Linked DNA regions of Homo sapiens: region 2 is linked to region 1. A link is a contact called in ENCODE Hi-C or POLR2A ChIA-PET data. All regions are on one chromosome and are shown on one strand. Each heading gives the region's core, a stretch centred on a gene start or an enhancer-like site at or near the end of the contact. The rest is flanking DNA. Distances are from core to core; before and after follow the strand shown. Region 1 has its middle 64 kb from the start of TRC-GCA5-1. Region 2 has its middle 22 kb from the start of BCL2A1.

Region 1 (5,409 bases), core at 972-3,471:
TGAATCAGTCTGGAAGTTATGCTATAATTTTCTCTTTGGCTAATAGGAGGTGAAAAATGCTGAACATTTGAATATCTGAGGTTCCTCTGATTTTTGGTGTAATGCCTCACTTGGATGAAGGTGGCGGGGAAGCCCCAGTGCCCCATGTCTGAACGGACTCAGAGCAGGGGAGAGGGACTCGGAAGCCCCAGTGCCCCATGTCTGAACAGACTCAGCAGGGGAGAGGGACCCTTGGTACCTGATGGGGGTGGCGCCAGATGCTGTCAACAATATCTGTGAGCAGCTCTGAGTAAGGGGGTTGTGGAGGATGGACCCTGACCTCTAGGGAGAGCTGGGTCCTCCCCTCCAGAAGCTCCTCACCCAATTCATTACATGATTTCCTCCTGCTCCTTGAATATTTAAAATTCTGAATGTTTTCTTTCCTTAACAATTGCTTTAATTTTCCTATCTCATCTAACTCTGTTCACTTCAGTCTGAACTTTCTGAGTCCCGTTTGGGACTCAGTGGCTGGCCAGCTCCCCACGAACTTGGCCCAAAGCCCAGAACCCATTCTTCCTCCCACCCCTCCATTCCAGACAGAGATTCATCCTACTTGGCAGGCTGTGTCCCAGAGGACTCAGCATTTTGGAGAACTCTTTGCTCCCAGACACCTATTTCCAGAAGGCACGAGTGTCCCCCACCCCTCCTGGGATCAGTCCAGCCATGTGCTCTGCAGCAGGGCCCTGGGTCACCCCTCCCTATTGCCTGCCTGCCTGCAGATTTACTTGACTCTTTGGATGCAAACTCATATCTGCATCCAGCCATTGCTCCTGTGGTGGTGGTTTGACTGAAGGACAGGGAACCCTAATTTTTTTAAGTGTTGTTACATCCCTATCTATACCAGACCTCTCCAAACTCCTGGGTGATTTCTAAGGTGTTAGGCTGCTGCAACCCTGCTAGCAATCTCGGAGGGGATTCCTAGACACCCATGACCCATAGTGAGGTGGGAGGATATTGGTGCCTTTGGCAGACCACGCAGCCCCCAGCCACCATCCCCCAGTGCTGGATGACTTCCCCTCCAGGGCTGTGTTGACTTTTAGACACGAAAGCCACCTGATCATTTATTCTTCCAATGTCATGCTCCATTTGAAGTGGTCCAACTAAGCCTGATTGCTATCCCAGTGACATCTTTTACTCCATGGGGCACATGTCCCATCCCTGGAATAACCTACTTCATCTTTTCTGCTCTTTCCAAAAGGCCATAACCTCAGCATGCAGGGTTTCTCTCTGCAGTGTTCATCTGCAAGGGGCTGTTGGGTCCCTTAGGGGTCACCACTTCCAATGTTCAGGGCTCTAAACAAATTCCACAGTGTCCCGTGGTATGGGTTTAGGAGCTTTATTGGGAAGGAGAAATCTGAAATGAGCAAAGAAAGAGAACGGGGGTTCCCTGTCCCTGCTATTTAGTTCCTGGGGAGGTATAGGGATTGGTGGCTTCCTTCCCGGATAGACAGAGCTGGACTTTACAAGGCCCCAGGTGCTGGCCGGCTTGCAGGCCAGACAACCCCAGTAAACAGCTGGCACATCAGAGCCAAATGCCAAGCCCCAAACAACCTGTCCCCCATGGGCAAGGCTGCTTTCTTACGGATGCTCTATAAAATGACCCAGTCCCAGACACAACTCCTCCCCTGGAAGGTAGACATGGGCTGTCTGACCAGTGAATCCCCAGGCCTTGGCCCACAGGAGCCTGGGAGCCTGGCCCCTCTTCCCTTATTGGCTCAGGCCTTGTGAATATTCTCCTCTCCACAAAAGCTTATTCCTTAATCTGGACCAAGTAACACGGTGGAGTTCATGGAAAGCATGGCGGCTGGCAGGTGGAGTTGTAGCCACCTTGCCAGGCGATTGCCTATGTTTAAATATGTGAAAGAGGCAGATTGTAAAATTCCCTCTCTCTGCCGGCATTGTCTGTTTTGCTCTAACAAGATTCTCCCTTAAGAGCAATGTGTTCTTTGACAATAGCCTGGGGACAGGAGAGGCAAAGTCTTTAAACAAAAATTGTTATTACTCCCACTACTGCTCTCTACTCTTACCTAATTCAAAACATCCCAAGGAGGCTGCATGCCTAACACTCCTGCACCCCAACAGGAAAATAAGTAAGCAGGAAAGCCGGAAGCCCCAAGGATCTGATGCTGCAGTGACTCACTGAGGGGCTTTCCCCTGCTGGGTGCTCTGGAGGCTTTTAAACCTTCGACAATGCCTCGTAGTGAGACTGAGGATGGGCGTGCTTTTACTTTTCTTTTGTCAAGTGGACAAAGGGTTGGTGAGCAAGGGGGTCATTCTTTGGCAGATCAGCTTTAGTACAGATTACACAGAGGCTGAGTGCTTGGGCGATGATTCCTTTTAGCCCGTCCATGTCCAGGTATCCCTTAGAAAGTCTCCAACAACCCCTAGAGATGTGCCTTCCCTAGTTTGAGGACCACTGACTGGTCTAGGAATCTAGGATTCCGAGGTGTCAGGCTTAGGCTAGAGTGCCCTGGGGCCTGCCTGGAAGCTGATAGCCTCCTTGGAACAGTTGCTGGAGACGGTATCTTTATAGAGAGGCTTTTGTGGGTGATGGAGGTTTTCTTCTTCTGACAGATATGCACACAGCTGCAGGAGTTAGCCAATACTATTTTTTCTACCTTCCACTGTTACTGCTGCTATTACTGCTCTCCCCCTGTTTATCCTCTAGCTACATGGTCTCCTAGTAGGTCTTCCAACACACCAGGCACACTCGGTCCTCAGGGCCTTTGCACTGGCTGTTCCCTCTGCTGTAATGCTGATCCAGATATCTGCATGGCCAACTCCCTCATCTGTAATTCTGTTCTCCAGGAGGCCTGCCCTGACTCGTCTATTTCAAGTTGCAACTACATGTTCCTCTCCACCTCCTCTCTATCCCTCATGCCTTCCCTTATTTCCTCTATGAAACCTATCATCTCCTAAAACATTGATTTATGTATTTACGTTTAATGTTTTTGTCTTCCTCTACCACCTCTCACTCCCTGGAACAGAAATTCTTTGAGGGCAAGGATCAGTCTGCTTTGTTCACTGATGTACACTAAATGCCTAGAAGGGAGCTGGCACATGGTTGGTGTGCAGTAGACATTTGCTAATGAAGGAATAAATGAACAGACTCATTTGGTGAAAAAAACAAGTTCAACTTTCACAGCTTAGCTGATCCACATGACCTCTCCCTTAAAAAATATGCAACGCACCATAGCATCAAATTACACCTGAGCTCTGAGAAGTGGCCAGCCTTTCCTTTTTCTTCTCTCCTCCTCCTCTGGTCTTCCTCCTCTTCCTCCTCCTTCTTTTTCCTCTTCCGCTTCTTCTTCTTTTTTTTGTTTATCAGCCAGTATACATGACCCTGACTGACCCTTTTAGTCTCATCTCTGGTCCTTTTTGATGAAGCCCAGAGCCTGCAAACCAGAGGCCAGCGGGACAAAGTTGGCGTGCAGACATGTTTCTTCACAGTGGTTAAAATGAATAAAAATGCATCACCAATCTTTGAAAAAATTGTATATATTTAATATATGTATATATACATTTTTTGAGACGGTCTCATTCTGTCACCCAGACTGGAGTGCAGTGGCATGATCACAGCTCACTGCTCAAACTCCTGGGCTCAAGTAATCCTCCCACTTAATTCTCCCAACTATCTGGGACTACAGGCAAGTGCCAATATGGAATATTTCAAAGATATTTAAACTTCGAAACTATCAAAGCTATCAACATCTTCTTTTGTCTTCTGAAAAATCAGATTTGCTAACATTGGGCCACATCCCCAGTAGGCAGAAGCTAAGCACCAGCTGCCCCTTAGACAGGGCACCGTCTCCATCACCTCCTACTGTGTCCTTGCCACTGGCACCAAGATTAGCAGTGTTCTTGCTGAGCTGTGGCTCCTTCCATAGCCTGCTTTATGTACTCTGTGATTTGTACCCACCTGGCCTCTATAGAAATTTGAGTTTATAGCCCTTGATTTTAAAGATAATGAAGAGATCTGCAGTTCCCAGAATTTGTCCTGTGGTCTCTTTCATTTCCAGGCCTTTGCCAATGCTGGCTTTCAACCTGGAATATTCACCTTCCCCTCTTCACCTGGTCAGCTTCTACTCATTACCTTAGATGGCACTTCCTGTAGGAAGCATGCTTTGGTTTTCCAATATAGAGTTAAGTGCCCTTCCTTATAACAATGCAGGAAGTTCCCTTCCTCTCATTCTGCTGTGAAGTCTTCTCTGTCACTCTGTATTATAATTTCTTATCTTCTTCCCTACTAGATTTAGAGCATTTTTAAGGTAGGGACATGTCTTGTTCACCTTAAGTCCAGGAGTTGGCAAATTATAGCCCACAGGTGAAACTTAACCGGCAGGCTCTTTGTGTACAGCCCTAACGCTAAGAGCAGTTTCTACATTTTTAGAGCATGGTAAGAACAAAACAGTATGTGAGAGACAGCCTATGTGGCCTACAATGCCTAAAATATTCACTCTCACAATCTTTACAGAAAAAGTTTGTTTATCCCTATTCTAGCCTTCCATCTGGCACAAAGTAAGTATTGAATAAATGTGAAATGAATAAATAGCTGTTGTCTTATACCTGGCATTCCAAGTAATACACATGTACTGGAGATTCTAAATTGAGTGGAGAGATAAAGACATTGTATATAGCTTATCAATGTATGGTTACTTAACCTCATAATTTTACCTGCTCCAGGGGGAATACCCCCCATGCCCTCTGCATTGCATGATGCTGCTCACACATTACATATATGTAATACTATGTTTATATTACAATAACATATTTATTATATTATGACATTAATTATACATTATGTAATATATATCATTTAAATAATATAAATAATATACTCACATAATATATTTACATAATAATAATTAATTATTATTATTTTCTATTTCACAAACACTCAAATCTTCCAAGTTTGTTCTAGCCACAGCACCTTTGCATTTTCCATTCCCTCTGCATGGAGTGTTCTTCCCCCAGACTCCTGCACAGCTGGCTTCTCTTCAACACTCAGATCCCAGCTCAAATATCACATCTTCAGAGACGCTTCCTTCTCTTTATCTCATTACTCTGTTTTATCTTCTTCATAGCACAGTTCACCATATGAAGTGATCTTATTTCTTTGTCTACTTATAGTCTGTCTTCACAAATGATGTAAACTTTATGAAGGCAGGCACATGGTCTGTTTTGCTTACTTTCTGTATCCTCACCATTTAGAACTGTGCCTGGCATATGACAGGTTCACAAACACATATTTTAAATAAATGCAATTAGATAGAAACTAAGTGCATGATATTCACATCAGCTTCTTTCTTGCACAGCTATTCAATTCAAGGACTAAATCTGAGAGTTGAACCTCTGATTCAAGAAAAGTAA
Region 2 (5,409 bases), core at 1,086-3,585, 310 kb before region 1:
GGAATCATGGAAACTGACGAGTGACATGGGGCAGGGGCCGGGACAAAGATTTTCACAGCAGGACTAAATGGAAAAGGGTCAGATGAAGAGCAATTTCTTTTGGATGCAGTTATCATTGTAATAATTATTAGTATTCAAAATAACAAGTATCTTATAAATCTTAATATGAAAGTGTATACTTTTGTTGGGGATGATGCATCCACATTACCACACCAGGCTAATTTTTGTATTTTTAGTAGAGATGGGGTTTCACCGGGTTGGCCTGGCTGGTCTCAAACTCCTGACCTCAGGTGATCCACCCGCCTCGGCCTCCCAAAGTGCTAGGATTACAGGCGTGACCCACCACACCCGGCTGGGGATGCATCTCTTAATGAGACAGATAGGACTTAAAAAATTATGTTATCTATTTGTTTATATATCCATGAGTGACTATTTCTTTTTGCTAGGGGTCAGCATCACTTTTTCTTTTTTCTGTTTTTGTTTATTTTTTTTATGACCATAAGCACTGAGAAATTTTTTTAAAACAAAATAAGTAGATAGGAAGGAAAGATTTGTTATATAAATGTCATTCAATTAGAAATCTCCTCCCAAAATCACATAATAATCTATCATCAGAATTGCTTTTAACAGTGTATCAGCTGATATTTGATTGGTTCCTAGTGATGCTGTCACTGTCTACACTAAAACTTTGAGCTGTCCCTTTGCTCTGGCACCCTAGATTTTCATACCCTGGGGAAAAATGCACCACAGTGGCAGACTAGGATTGTGGAATAGGAAGTAGGAAAGAAAACCCACAGCACAATCCTTCAAATATTGGTTCATTGGCAAGCAATCTGGCTTAGAAAAGAGAACACACGAAATTGAAGATTCTCTTAAAGTTCCATTCCTGGATACCCTTTGGAAAATCTTCGGTACTCTCAGAAGTATATATTCCATATGTGCCTGTTTTTCATTCCTACCACTTTGGGCCACCTTCTTGATCTTGTACAGGCTCCTTTTCTAGAAGCTTGAAAACAACATCCAAGGTCCCCCAGGTACTATCCTATGCTTTTTCTTCTCGTCCCACACGACCCGCTTTTCATGGGTGATTTCAATTTCTTCGAAGACTTCAGAGCTATAAATATGTGAATGACTCCCAGTCTCTGGCTGAAACATCTCTCCAAAGCTCCAGACCCACTGAACTGCCTCCTTTGTTCCTTCAATACCAACTCCACATGTCCTAAGCGGATCTTATCCTCTCCATCAAACCTGCCCTCAGGAGTGTATCCTTTACTTACTCAACTCCTCCAGTTTCCTCATTCCCAAGTCATCGGTCACTGTGGTTTTGCTTCCTTAATGCCTCTCAGATCTGTCTTTTTGTCTCCACCCTGATGATCTTGACCTTAATTTGGGTCTCAAGTATGTCTTCTCTAGTTACAAAGGGGATTACCAAATTACGAAAGCATCTGAACCAGGTTCCTGGTTTCTGGTCCTCTCCCTTCCAGACTCTCCTCTGTTACTAGATTATTCTTTCTAAAATGCAGATCTAGGCCAGGTACAGTGGCTCACACCTGTAATCCCCAGCACTTTGGGAGGCCGAGGCGGGTGGATCACCTGAGGTCAGGAGTTCGAGAACAGACTGGCCATCATGGCGAAACCCCCCTCTGTACTAAAAATACAAAAAATATTAGCCAGGCATGGTGGCAGGCGCCTGTAATCCCAGCTACTCGGGAGGCTGAGGTAGGACAATGGCTTGAACCCAAGAGGCAGAGGTTGCAGTGAGCCCAGATCATGCCGCTGCACTCCAGCCTGGGCAACAAGAGCGAAACTCCATCTCAATAATAATAATAATAATAATAATAATAATAATAATAATAATAAAATAAAATTCAGATCTAACTGAGTCAGTGACTTGCTCCAAGCCCCATAGCCTGCAGGAGAAGGTCTATTCTTCTTAACATCACTTGAAGATCCTTTATGACCTGGCCCCTGGCCACCTGTGGCCTTTCCTCCACTGGTTGTTAACTGGACTTTGCTGAAATTGAAACACTTGCAGTTCTGCCCCAGCTTCTGTTCACTTTTCTATCCCATCCTTCAGCCTGGATCATCTATCTTTAACCTCTTCTCAGTCTGACAGACTCCTACACATGCCAAAGCTTCAGCTCCATGGTAATCTCATCCGGGAGGCTTTCCAATTCACTCTGTGTTCCTCTCTATCAGAGCACTTGGCACATGCAGTTATGATTTTCATGCATTTGGCTGTTCCCTCACTAGACTGTGAGCAACTCAAGGGCCACATCTTCCCTCTCAAATCTCCAGTGTCTTAGCAAAGGTCTGTCACAGACAAGGAACTCCTTGTATTATGAAGGACGTTTGTTGCAAACACAGCAGAACAGCAACTCTGATTTGCAGGTGTTTTCCCATACAGAGTTGCCAGAGGTCTCTGGTTTTCTCAATTCAGGCTAAGCCTTTGGTAATGGTGCCTGCAGCACTTTGCAGTTTGATATTAAGTAGAGAGAGAGGAAGGGGCTCAGGACTACAAAGGTTCCTCCGCTGCAGTTCCATTTGAGAACACGAGATGGCGCCCTGCGGCGGCCTGTTGAGATAGTCTTGGGACATTTTCCTACGTGATAGTCTGCCAAGCCCAGCAACGGCAGAAGCCCCAATAACCCAGAGTTAGAGATGAGATTGATACCCAATTGTTTGTTATGCTGAATAGAGCTATCAAGTGGTTGCATTTATCATTCATTATATGTGAATTTAAGAAAAACAAAAAAAAACTTCTTTTTTTTTTTTGAGACGGAGTCTCGCTTTATCGCCCAGGCTGGAGTGCAGTGGCGCGATCTCGGTTTACTGCAAGCTCCGCCTCCTGGGTTCACGCCATTCTCCTGCCTCAGCCTCCTGAGTAGCTGGGACTACAGGCGCCCGCCACCGCACCCGGCTAATTTTTTGTGTTTTAGTAGAGACGGGGTTTCACCATGTAGGATGGTCTCGATCTCCTGACCTCGTGATCCGCCCGCCTCGGCCTCCCAAAATGCTGGGATTACAAGCGTGAGCCACCGCGCCCAGGCAAAAAAAACTTTTCTTTAAAGACAACTTTGTCTTTAAAGACAAAGTTCCACTCCGTCACCCAGGCTGGGGTGCAGTGGTGTGATTATAGCTCACCGCAATCTCGACCTCCTGGCCTTACATGATCCTCCTGCTTTGGCCTCCCAAAATGTTGGGATTACAGGCGTTAGCCACCATGCCTAGCAGAAAAATTTACAAGTAGCATTTAATCTATGTATTTTGGAGTCAGATGGCCCTGGGTTTTAATCCTGGCTCTGCTACTTACTAGCTGTGTGACCTGTCAAGTTCTGGGTCTTGGGTTCCTCCTCCGTGAAACAGTTAATAAGTCCTTTTACAAACTTTAAATGAGATGAGGTTTGTAGAATTCTCAGTGCGATCCTGGCACATGCTAGATGTTCAGTAAATATTCATTTTTTTTCCCTTTTAAAAATCCTTACGGCTGGGTGCGGTGGTTCATGACTGTAATCCCAGCACTTTGGGAGGCCGAGGCGGGTGGATCACGAGGTCAGAAGTTAGAGACCAGCCTGGACGATATGGTGAAACCCTGTCTCTACTGAAGACAAAAAATACAAAAAATTAGCTGGGCATGGTGGTGCGCACCAGTAGTCCCAACTACTCAGGAGGCTGAGAATCGCTTGAACCTGGGAGGCAGAGGTTGCAGTGAGCCGAGATCATGCCACTGCACTCCAGCCTGGGCAACAGAGTGAGACTTTGTCTAAAAAAAAAAAAAAAAGAAAAATTCTTACGTCACCTTACCATAATCCTTTTACACTCATTGCTTTCTATTTTATTTTATGATAGCTTTTTCTGTTTATGTCTTATTGCTACTTAGTCTAGTCTGGGGAACTCTTTGAGGGCAGGACTTGTCTGATTTTTCTTCATCTTCAGCACCCAGCTCAGTGCTAGGTACATAGCAGGAGTTCAATAAATAATCAATGAAAACATAATGAATGCATCCAGTTTATATGGGTACATTCCCCCTACTTCCCCACCCAATGTCCTCTTACTGGACCACAGAAAAACCTGAGCTATTCAGATAAAGATTCTTCGGCATTTTTTGCTTAAAACACACAACAGGGAAAATCTGATAAAACCTGAACAGTTACTTTTGCCATCATTGACTCCAGAGGCTTGTCTGCCTGCATGTGCCAACTGAAGAGTGGTTTTTTTGTTTTGCTTTGTTTCGTTTTGTTTTGTTTTGTTTTTTGAGACGTAGTCTCACTCTGTCCCCCAGGCTGGAGTGCAGTGGCACGATCTCGGCTCACTGCAACCTCCGCCTCCCGGGTTCAAGTGATTCTCCTGCCTCAGCCTCCCCAGCAGCTAGGATTACAGGCACATGCCACCACGCCCAGCTAATTTTTTGTATTTTTAGTAGAGACAAGGTTTCACCATGTTGACCAGACTGGTCTTGAACTCCTGACCTCAAGTGATCCACCCGCCTCGGCCACCCAAAGTGCTGGGATTACAGGCGTGAGCCACCACGCCCGGCCTGCAGAGTGGTTTGAACAGCAACTTTCCAGGCCTGGTGTGGCGACTCACCCCTGTAAACTCAGCACTTTGGGAGGCCGAGGCAGGCAGATCACCTAAGTTCAGGAGTTTGAGACCAGCCTGGCCAACATGGCGAAAACCTGTCCCTACTAAAAATACAAAAATTAGCCGGGCATCCATGGCACACATCTGTAAATCCCAGCTACTCAGGCGGCTGAGGCATGAGAATCACTTGAACCTAGGAGGCAGAGGTTGCAGTGAGCCGAGATCGTGCCACTGCACTCCAGCCTGGGTGACAGAACGAGACTCCGTCTCCGGAAAAAAAAAAAAAAAAAAGGCAACTTTCCAGGGCAGACTTGCCTGGCTGTGGAGAAAAGTGCAGCCCCTCAGGGCAGACACATGATGCCCTGTTATGGGCAGGAGCCAGCAGCTGGGACTGGCCACTTGGGCTTGGCTGGCAGAGAGGGAACCAAGACAGAAAGGACAGGTGGGCTGGGATTGCCCTCCCTTGGTTTGGACTTAGTCTGAGTCTGTCGTCCTGACAGCGCCTGTGTCATTGTGGGAAGTAGTTCCGGCATCTCCACTGAGAGGGTGTACCTAGGCCTGGAATGATCGCTACCTTTCCTTAGGATGGCCAGCCCATCTAGGTGGGACCACGGGAGTCACCCACCTTGCCTCAGGTTAAGAGAAGACCTCCTGAGCAGGGGCCCTGCACTATGAACAGTTCACCAGTGAGGGGCAATTGAGACATGAGGAGATGCTTTGTGCACAGGCCATGGGGTCTCCAAACCACTGCACTGAGCCCTACCGCTTCCCCCATGCGTTCAAAATGCTACCAAACACAAGGCATGTAATGAACCAGGGAGAAACCAC

The links. Hi-C counts contacts between places; a loop is a spot of excess contacts on that map. ChIA-PET counts read pairs that join two places held with the same protein, here RNA polymerase II (POLR2A). Pooled maps may share reads with other maps.
Region 2: a map of naive thymus-derived CD4-positive, alpha-beta T cell shows a loop between it and region 1 (6-fold over the local background). The contact joins two enhancer-like sites. A Hi-C loop is called at or near these places in 1 of 168 maps with a recorded cell type or tissue (naive thymus-derived CD4-positive, alpha-beta T cell), 8 of 37 single-sample maps with no recorded cell type and 9 of 50 pooled maps. POLR2A ChIA-PET finds 5 or more read pairs at or near these places in 2 of 52 experiments (H1 and OCI-LY7).

Annotation. Positions count from the first base shown.
Region 1 is chr15:79,677,688-79,683,096 of GRCh38, reverse strand. No RefSeq gene overlaps it. Among named protein-coding and RNA genes, the nearest start is that of TRC-GCA5-1, 64 kb to the left of the region's middle. Within about 2 kb of position 2,221, at least 2 of the 41 ENCODE cell types and tissues checked have a DNase peak (open chromatin) inside an H3K27ac peak, as active enhancers do.
Region 2 is chr15:79,990,722-79,996,130 of GRCh38, reverse strand. No RefSeq gene overlaps it. Among named protein-coding and RNA genes, the nearest start is that of BCL2A1, 22 kb to the right of the region's middle. Within about 2 kb of position 2,335, at least 5 of the 41 ENCODE cell types and tissues checked have a DNase peak (open chromatin) inside an H3K27ac peak, as active enhancers do.